2 separate regions of the Homo sapiens genome follow, and region 2 is linked to region 1. A link is a loop called in an ENCODE intact Hi-C map of the cell type or tissue named here. Cell type or tissue: Caco-2. All regions are shown on one strand.

What was found. Peaks named below come from ENCODE experiments on the same cell type or tissue, not always from the same donor. Only the 100,000 strongest peaks of a DNase experiment are listed, where the experiment ranks them.
Region 2: it touches region 1 in a loop (24-fold over the local background); 1 of 110 quality-filtered maps calls a loop at or near these places.

The regions. Positions count from the first base shown.
Region 1 is chr20:43,140,882-43,145,881 of GRCh38, reverse strand. All of the region lies in intron 1 of PTPRT (protein tyrosine phosphatase receptor type T), which reads left to right. Among named protein-coding and RNA genes, the nearest start is that of PTPRT, 47 kb to the left of the region's middle. In Caco-2, no CTCF peak of the experiment used is centred here; no DNase peak of the experiment used is centred here.
Region 2 is chr20:42,979,051-42,984,050 of GRCh38, reverse strand. All of the region lies in intron 1 of PTPRT (protein tyrosine phosphatase receptor type T), which reads left to right. Among named protein-coding and RNA genes, the nearest start is that of PTPRT-AS1, 13 kb to the right of the region's middle. In Caco-2, no CTCF peak of the experiment used is centred here; DNase peaks (open chromatin) are centred at 2,590 and 3,102.

The sequences.
Region 1 (5,000 bases):
ACAAAAGACTATGATTTTAATTCAAGGAAAGAGAGCTATTTATTTTAAGTATTTCTGCAGAATGGCAGAAGTAATTTATTCAGTTATAATTAGACACATTGTAAAATGGACGATTGTGAAAAGAGTGATTCTTGCTGGCTTTGGAGAGCTGGAGAAGGCTCTTCTGTGTGATTCTCTGTTATCTGGTCCCAGATCCTGGTGCCAGAAATTAATCTGTGAGCCAGGGCTGAACCAGATAAAAATGGAAGCTGAAAGTGTTCACATTCTCTTTTTCATCCTGAAAATGGGCTTTCCTTCTTTCTGTCTTGATAAGAAACTCCTGCAGCAAGTATTTAAATTGGAGAATTGCTTGGGTATGAGATGGTTTAACAGTATGTAATAGAAAAATCCTTGAGTTCTTCAGTCAAGGGGAAATTATGTGTGCATCTGAAGTGAATTGTGGCAACTTAAGAAGCCTATGCCATTTGGGGCTGCATTAATAGAGATATAGGAAACAGATCAGTGAAGGTGATTGATAGTTGGAAATTCTTGCTTTCTTTCAACAAGCTTGGAGTAGATGAAAGGATTACACATATAGGAAACCTTCAATAATCTACTTTATTCTAGTCAATAAATAAAGAAATAAGTAAATAAATACATAAATAAAGTAGATTATTGAGGGCTTCCTATGTGTCAGGACTAGGGAGACATTGGTGAACAACATAGACATGTTTCCTTGTTGATCAGACATTTTGGAAGGAGACAGATAAATGGGCAGAAAATTACAAAACAGCAGGAGATACCATGAGAGGAGAAGTCTAGTGTTTCATTAGAAGCAGAGGGTAGGGGTGAGGCAGAGGGAACAGCCTTTGCTGTGGCTCAGAGGTGAGCCAGCATGGCATGTTGTGGGAACAAAATGCCCAATGTGGCTGGAGCACAGAGTTGACAGGTATGCTGTAGCATCAGAGGTGAGGCCAGTGGGGTGAATGGTCAGATCCTGCAGATCCTGGGGGTAACTGATGACTGCATTCCCAGAGCAGTGGAAGCTGCTTATAAATTTTAAGCAGTGATGTGTTGTGACCAACTTTTCTTTTTGAAAACATCACTTTTTTTTTTAATTCAACGGTTTTTAGTATATTCAGAGTTGTGCAATCATCATCACAATCCATTTTAGAACGTTTTCACCACCCCCAAAAGAAACCAGGTACCCATTAGCATCATTCCCTGTATCACCCTACCTCCAGCCCCAGGCAACCGTTAACCTCCTTTCTGTCGCTATGGATTTGCCTATTCTGGACATTTCATAAAAATTGACTCATACATCACTTTTGATTCCATGCCAGGAAAATGGATAGAGTGGGTAAGGTGGTAGAAGTAAGACTAGTTAGGAAAACTTCCCTGAGAAAGATAATAATGCCAGGAGAGAGATGTTGGTGACCTTGTTGGGAGTCATTGCAGTGGGGATAGAAGGGATTAGGTGGCTGTATCTGAGAACCTGTTAGGAGGAAGAATGAATAGGAAGGTGATTATTTGTGTGTTTTGGGAAGAGAGATCAAGGATGGTGCCCAGTTGGGAATTGGGTAGGATCCATCCTCCAATGCAGTGTTTGGGTATATGGGGACAAGGCCACGAGCTCAGGTTTGCATGCATTCAGAGTGTGAGTGCTCAGGGATGTTGTGGTCAGGGTGTCTGGTGAGCAGTTGAGTATTTGAGTCTGAAGCTTGGATAGAGGCTGAAATTTTAGACCTTGGAGCCATTGGCACAAAGTTGATCACTGAATCGTGGAAGTGGATGGATATCTGTGCATTGAGAAGGGCCGAGGGCAGCCTGGTTGCACTGGAAGTATGGTGCCCCATCCTGGACCCTTGCTCTATGTAGCTGTGGATGGAAGAACCAGAACCCAAAAGTCCCAGCAGGCAGATGCTCACTTGGCAATGGGTTCCTTGGAAGGTGGAGAGTTTCCTGTTACCAGATGTAGCAGCACCTTGTGACCCTATAGAAGGCACTCATGCGTTAGGTGGGATTGCTGCTTATGTGAACTCTAGACACCATCCTGGTCTGGTCTTGTTTGCTCCAGTTGAATGGCCATTTTTGATGGAAGTGCCCACATCAAGCAAGGTCCCTTGGTTGATTCTGCTGTCTGTCTGCCTCTTTCTGTGTCTACTTGCTTCCCAGATCAGCTTGGATTCCATAGATATCATATCCACCATTCTCTTTTTTGGAATCCCAGTACCCTTTCCTTAGATCTCTATCTCAACCTTAACACCTGGACAAACACAGCTCTTTCTCTTTTCTTCCCTTTTATCAGGTGGCTAGATACTGCTAGAGAAAAGTCCCTCAGACCTAAAAAATGTGGCCTCTGTAAATGTGTGGTGCCCAGCCTTACCTGTGTAAACCTCTTCAGTATTACCTAGGTGCTGTCATGCTGGGCTTGGCATTTGGTGGGCACTTGGTAAGTTTTTGTTGAATGAATGAATGCACAAGTGTGTAAGTTTTAGATTTTATTCAAGGGCCGAGTTAGCAACCCTGTGAGCCCTTTAGGCAGTTAAAAAACCAGACCTGAGATTTAGAGCCAGTGAGCTGTTGAATTTTTATTAGATCAATTTGCTGAAGACTCTGGAAAGTTGAAGGGAGGAGGGAGAGGGATAGCAGAAATGGGCACCACTTACCTTTGTCTAAGAGTTTCAGGAAGATCAGGTAGGGGGATTGTTGGGAGTAACCCAGGGTGAAGAGGAGGGAGGCTTCTGATCACCACCCCTGAACATTGTCCTGCTCATCAACACCGTTCCTTATGGGGAGAAGAGGAGCCGTGGCAGGGCAGGGTCTCTTGGAAGGTGCCCCCGGTTTGAATCCAGCTCAGCCCCATGCTGCCTGTTGCTGTTAGACAAGTTCTCTGGGCCTCAGTTCACTTATTTGTAAGGTGGAGATGATGATGCTTACTTCAAGGGTAATTGTGGAGAGTCACTGAAATAATGTGTGCAAAGTCCAGCATGCAGTGCTCATGCTCATTCATAAAAGTTAAGTGCTCTCTTTCTGTTGGTAGAGGCAGCATCTGTAGCATTAATGATTGTGACCAGACTGTAAGACTCCACTGGGCAGTTACCATGCCTGGTATGGCCATGTCAACACGGCTTCTCCTGCCCCTTGGGTGGAATCTGGTACACCATAGGCACACAGTTGTCTTTGGGTAGATAATTGCAGCATGAATGCTAATTATTTAATGTAGGTGGGTTGACTGGAACAGGTTCTGCCATATGGCTGTTCAACAAATTGTAGCTATAGCTCTTGTTATTTACCTTGAAATATATGTGATGGGGGATGGTTTTTTCCTTCTGTAGACAGCAAGCAGCACGATTCTTCAGGCCCTTAATAGGGCCCTATAGATTCACATGCCTTTCTTAGGTCAGGCAGGGCTGTTTCCCCAGGAAAGACATGCCTGGGACTCACTCTTCTTTGAGGGGAGAGAATGTTTTGTGCAGATCCAAGACCTGGCTGCTTCCACAGAGGGTACAGAGAACATGCAGTTCTGCCATCTTCAACTTTCAAATCCTGCCCGGGGGACAGTCGTGTGCCCTGTGGCCAGGCTGGTTCTGTCTCCCACTTCTGTGTGCTGGCTCACAACCTTGTCTTTCCTTGGAGCCTCCTGCTCACATCTGTCATTTTTATTTGAGCATTCAAGTCCGTTTAGAACGTTGGGCATGATTCACTGTTTCAAGGTCTTTGCTGTGCTGTTCCAGGCACTTCCAGGTGCCTAGGGCATGGGCATATAGGATGATTCCTTTGAGTCCTCTTAGCAATTCTTAGATTGTTCCTGCTGTTCCTGCTGGCAAATGAGGGAGCAGATGGCATGTAGAAGAGCTGAAGTAATTTGCTTTGAGAGTTGAGGTTAGACTTGAGTCTTCTGTACTCCACGTCGCATGCTTTTTCTTCTGTGTGTCTGTGGTCTTAAGGAAAGCTGCTCGGAGGCTCACCACATCTGATCAAGGGTGCCTGAATGCTAACTTGTAGGATGGCTTGGAATGGTTCTGTGGATACTCAACCACGGGCACTAGAAGTCTCTCCAGGTGTTGCTTTTATGTGGATCCTGTTTCAAGAAACTGTTCTGGGAATAAAGAGAGTAATTGAGAGCTGTTCTATTTATTGCGAAGTCTTATACAAATACTATTTAGGTTTGATGAATTTATACACTGTTGATGTGATAAATGTAAAAATGGCCATTAATTCTTCCCCTTACCATCTGTCCATACCCTTGCAATGCAACACTGTACATTTTCCCATGAAGAGGTAGAGTCTATTTCTCTACCCTTTGAATCTGGGCTTGGACACGTGGCTCGTTTTGGCCAATGGGAGAGTAGCAAATGTGACACTGCCTGAGGTTTGAAAGGGACTTGTGTCTGGGGCTTGTTTACTTGCTATTCCTGGGGTCCCTGCTGACACCTCCATGTGAAGAAGCCCAGATCAGCCTGCTGGATGTTGACATACATGGCCCGGTTGCCCCAGTCACCCCAGCTGATAACCAGCCATCCCTAGAAGCAGAGCCACCTTGCTGAGCAGCTGCTGATCACAGATGCATAACTGAGCCTCGCCACGACCAGCAGAAGAGCTGCCCGACTGGGCCTAGCTCAGAGCATTGACCCACAGAATCATAAGGTAAATAAGTGGTGGCGATTTGAAGCCACTGAATGTTGGGGGTAGCTTGTTATACAGCCAGAGCTAACTGACATGGTTGAATTAATGACCAGTGATTTGTTTTTTGTTAGCCACGGAAATTTAAAAAATTATAAATGATTTTGCTTCAGGATTTCTTAAAAGTTAGCTCTTTATCAGGGACTGTGAAATATTATCGAGATTATCAGCCTGGCATTTGTGCTACAATTTTCCAGTGCACATGTGGCTTATTGAATGTGGATTTCTAAGTTTGGAGAGAGTCTTTGGCCTGAGTGTGAGTCCGAATATGTTGACTCACCAGACACCAGGATTAGTAGTGTCTGAGAATTCATGATCCAAGAAGTAAGAAATTT
Region 2 (5,000 bases), 160 kb after region 1:
TGCATGTGATTGTGAGCGAACATGGTGGTATCCTGCAGATAAAACTCAAATGGGCATGGTAGACCTGACCAGTCAGCTCCAGGCTGGGGAGCTGAGACCAAAGTGGAGTTGTCTGATTGGAAGAATGTGTGTTGGTGGTGGAGAAGGGCAAATTGGGACCCATGGGAGATGGAGATGGGGCCAGCGTGCCCAGGGAAATACAACCTATGTTAAACAGGGAAAATGGAATAAGGCCTATACACAAAACATTAGGTTGCCAGAAGTAAGGCAGGAAACTGGAAAGAAACACGACAGTGGGGTGGAAGTGGAAGGGGAAGCTCTGGGCAGTACCTCCAAGGTGTGTGAAACCATCTCTCATTTCTAGTGGGTTGTGGGCAGGGCCTCTGGCCACACCTCCCTGTGGACTACACTTGTCTCAGGAGTGTGAAGTGGGCATCCCCAGATCCCAGGAGGAGCCCAGGACCTGCAAGACACCTTCTGTGCTGGTGTCATGTGCCCAGCTTGGAGATGTCCCTCTGATAGTGGATATGGCATCCAGGGGGACTTCACTTGGGAGGCAGAACACCCTGGTGGTGCCTGGACTCCCACTGTGGCTCTGCCTTGGTGTCTCTGTGACCTTGGGAAGTTGCTCAGCTTCCTGGGGTTGATTAAGGGATTAAACAGCAGGAGGATGTAGAGTGCTTAGCTCTGTGACTGGCAGAGAAAAATCACTCAGCCAACACTGGGTCTCCCTTCTCAACTCATTTTCATTGTTATTTCCAACCTTGGAGTTGTAGGGCATTTTAGCACTCAGCATGGCTGTGACAGGCTACAAAGTGGCCTAAATTTAACCTAGTGAAATGTAAGAGGAGATGTTTAAGGGTCTCTTTTGGGGCTCCCTGAAGAGACACACAAAGGATGTGCACACAAAGGATGGGAGAGCTTGAAATAACAAGAGCAGAAGAGACAAAGCACCCAGTGGGGAAGTGACTATAACACCAAAGGAGCCACCGGAGCCAGCCTGGAGTCTGAGCCTGTGTAGACAGGTTGCTGCCCAAATCCCAGCACTGGCAGCTGCTTGCTGACCCCGGCTGGCCGTGTGACCTTGGGAAGATCGTCTAATGCCCGTAAGGTATGTGGGAGGTAGTGATTATATCTACCTGGATAGATTATAAGAAGTTGGGCAGAAAGTTCACGCAGTGCCTGGCACAGAGGAATTGTGCCTGCAGTCATCAGATCCTCAACCTCTGCTCTCCGTGTCATAAGAGCAGCAATGGCACCCTGGAGCTGAACCTCAGGAGGGCGGGTGTGGGAGAGGAGCAGAGGGATGGAGGCTGCTCATCAAGGACCTGGGAGGCAACCAGGTCCTTGGCTGGGGAAGCCGAGTGGACGGAGCTGGCCCTGCTCACCTCCATGGCCTCATCTCCCATCGCTCCTCCCCTTTCGATCCATCTACACTGGTCACCTTCTGACTTCTAGAAGCTCCTTGCTGCCTCAGGGCCTTCACATAGTTCTCTTTGGCAGATTTTTCTTTTTCCTAATGGTTGGCTTTTTTTATACGCTTAGATCTTATTTCACATCTCACCTCCTCAGAGAGGCCTTCCCTTCCCTCCTTGCTGAGTGGGTGTTCATGGTCCCGTGCTCAGTCACGCTCTGCCAAGCTCTGTGTGTATTTCTTGCATAATCTTTATCACATGATATAATTATGTTACTTGTTTGTTTACTCTATTAAGGTCTACCTCCCACATGCACAGTGAGCTCTGTGAGGACAGATGGATGGCTTCTTAGTCATGGCTCTCTCTCTCTCCACCACCCAGCCCCGTGCCGGCAGCATAATGATGCTGAGTACGTTTGAAAATTTGGTGGTAAGTGTAGGCAGAAACTCATGGATGACACCTCTTCGTCAACCTAACGAAGGTCTTTCAGTACTTCCAGGAATGCGTGAAACTTTCCCAAGGGTGCCTGAGCCAAAATCAGGAAACCCACATATTGGTGATGCTATATGAGTTTGTTAGGAAACCCACATATCTTTTCAGATGAGTTTAGGGACTTATTGGGATCTTCCCACCTATGTCTTCTTCCCTCGGTCTAGTTGTGGCCTCTGGAGCTGGAAGGAGCTGAAAAGAGCGCCCCATAAAGAGACCATTGCCATTTCTGATTGGGTTGGTGACTGTTTTGCTAGTGCTCAGCCTTCCTAGCCAACACCCAAAGCCATCCATTAGAAAAGGGAAAAAGGAAATGAACATAAATGCAGTGCCTGATAGTGTCAGTTTTTGCTGTGTAACAAATGATCTCACAACTTAGTGGCTTATACAATAGCCGTTTTATTTTGTGTACAATCATGCGTGTCCAGTAGGTGGTTATTCTTCTCTGGCCAGCTTGTTTAGTTTCTGCTGGGTTCTCTCATGTGTCTCAAGTGCCCTGCTCACATCTCTGGAGTTCAGCAGGCTGCCCTCTGGAGCACCTTGGTTCTCCTCCATGTGGGTTCCCATCCAGCAGGCTAGGTCAGGTTCATCCCTGTGATGCTCTCAGGCTTCCAAGTGCAACAAGAGGGCAAGCCCAATGCGCAAGTACTTCTTCAAGCCTCTGCTTGCAGCATGTTTGTTGATGCCTTATTGGCCAAAGCAACTCACGTGGCCAGGGCCACAGTCAGTGTGGGAAGGGATAACCCAAGGGTGTGGTTACAGGGAAGTAGATATTGCAAACAATCTCCCACCTTCTCTGTGCAGGTGATTACATGCATGTTCTGATTTATTCCCTGAAATATACCATTCACTCCTTAAAAGAAGGACTTTTTCTGTTGTTTGCTTTTCATGGATAGGGACCCTGAAGTTCAAGGAAGTTGAAGGAGGTACATTTACACAGTTGGAACTGCCTAAGTAAAAATTGCACCTGACAAATTTAATCAGGCAAGGAAGATATTATTCAAGACCATTGTAATCAGGTCGAGACAGGACTTAACTCTCCTGAAACAAAGGGACGAGGAATTCTTAAGAGCTGGAATTCTCAGGCCATCTGTGTTTGCTACTTAAGTTTACTAAAGGAAAAGTAAACTTTCTCATATCTTCATGATAGGAGAGGTTAAAAAGTTGGAGAAAGGCACACTGAAGTTGGGCTCCCACTCTTCCGCAGACTGGGAGATAGGGACGCTCTCTCCTTCAATGCTCACATTTCAAATGGTTGCTTCCCAGGTCCTTGAGAAAGACATTACTTGGGTTGTAAAACTAGTAAATGACCAGCAGAATTTTTTTAAAGGAGCAGAGAAAGAATTTGTAGTTACAAGTTTTCTAAAGTAGACGCTCTAACAAAAGGGAGGTGAGGAGCTTATCAGGAAGAAACCTGTCTAAAACTTTAGTCAAACCAAGGGGAAGGAATGTCAAGGCTTTCTTGGTCAGAGCTGAGATTTGACCCCCAGGACCATCTGATTTCAACACTCACGTGCTCCTTCCTTCAAGACCACACACAATACAGGCTGCAGTAGGGTGGGGGGAAGTCTGTCACCATTTAGAGACAGCTTAGGCAGTTTCTGAAGAATTTGTCTTCGAATTTGAATAAGAGAATGTATTTAACACATTGATGAATTCTATAAAATTGCAGCTGCAGCATGTAGAAAAATTAGACCTTTAGTGGTTAAAATCTAGATTCACAATGTCAGAGCAAGAAGGGGTCACGAATACAAGTTCATCTATTTCCCCGTTGCACAGGTGGGAACTGAAGTCTTGCCCAAGGTTACAGAATGAGACCGTGTTGGATCTATGTTTGTACCCCAGGCTCCCAATTCCCAATGCTGAGTTCTTTCTACCCTATTTTCCAAGGTTTTGCACCAGCGGCTTCATCCGGTTTTCTCTTTTTTCTTTTTCTCCTTTCTTTTCTTTTTAAAGGCTCACTGGCAGCTACTGCTCCAAGGCAGAAAATGTATTCATTTAAATGACTTCGTTTGGAAATAGAAGCTTGAATAATGATGTTACCATTTATAATTGCTCTGATTAACCACACCACGTTTTGCAGTTTAGAATAAAAAAAGCCTCATTCCTTTTGTGATGTGAATTTTAATTGCTTTCTCTCAGGAAGACCCCCCCCCACCCCCCCTTCCCGGCCGGCATACTTGCATGCTCTCCGGCTTCTGGAATCTCAAAAAGACCCCCTCCAGGCATGCCTGTGTGCTCCCTGGGTTCTCTGGCTGAGATTTGGGGCTGGACACAGGATAGACGTTCTGGGAATACCTGGGTGATTTGAGATTTTGGGACAAAACCTACCTGACTCTACAGTTATTCACCTTTAGACCAAAGTTTTATACTCCCTGGGGAGAATCACAGCTTTAGGGTTCCCATAAGGCCCAGACTGGAGACCTAGGATAAGGGGATTTAGAATTTTTCTAAGGGTTTTTGGTGCACACTGGAGTTGTCATCCCTGAGATTACAAAGGGGGCAGGATCATCCATAATTTATCTGCCAGTGAATGTGTCCTCTCAGATAGATTTACTTCTCCTTTTTTTTTCAAACCTTAAGGATATTTCAGTTGTTTGACATTTCACCCGTCTGAAATAAGAATCAGCACAGCGTGCAGTAGAAAGAACAAAGTCTACAAAAATATAGGTGAATGTGTATTTGATTTTACGGGGAGCAAGGGCTTTCCAAGTGTAAAAACCAAGAAACAAATGATGAGAAAGGATAATGGAGTTAGTTGTGTAAAATTCATAAACATTTGTAAGTAAAAATACAATTACAAAAAAGGTAAAGAACAACTTGAGGGAAATATTTACAGCAAATATGATTCACAATGGCTAACTATCCTTGATATATAAAGAACACTAATAAGCAACAAAAAGGTGTCTTGACAGAAAAATGAGTTGTTTTTCTTACAACTCATGTAAGAAAAATTGCCATAGTCAATAAAAATCTGAAAAAAAATTAGCTTTCCTTTTAGTTGCTGAAATATAAATTTAAAAAGAATAAAGGTACCATTTTTTCTCGATTTACGTTGACAACAATTTAAACAATAGTGTTATTTCAGGAAAGGGG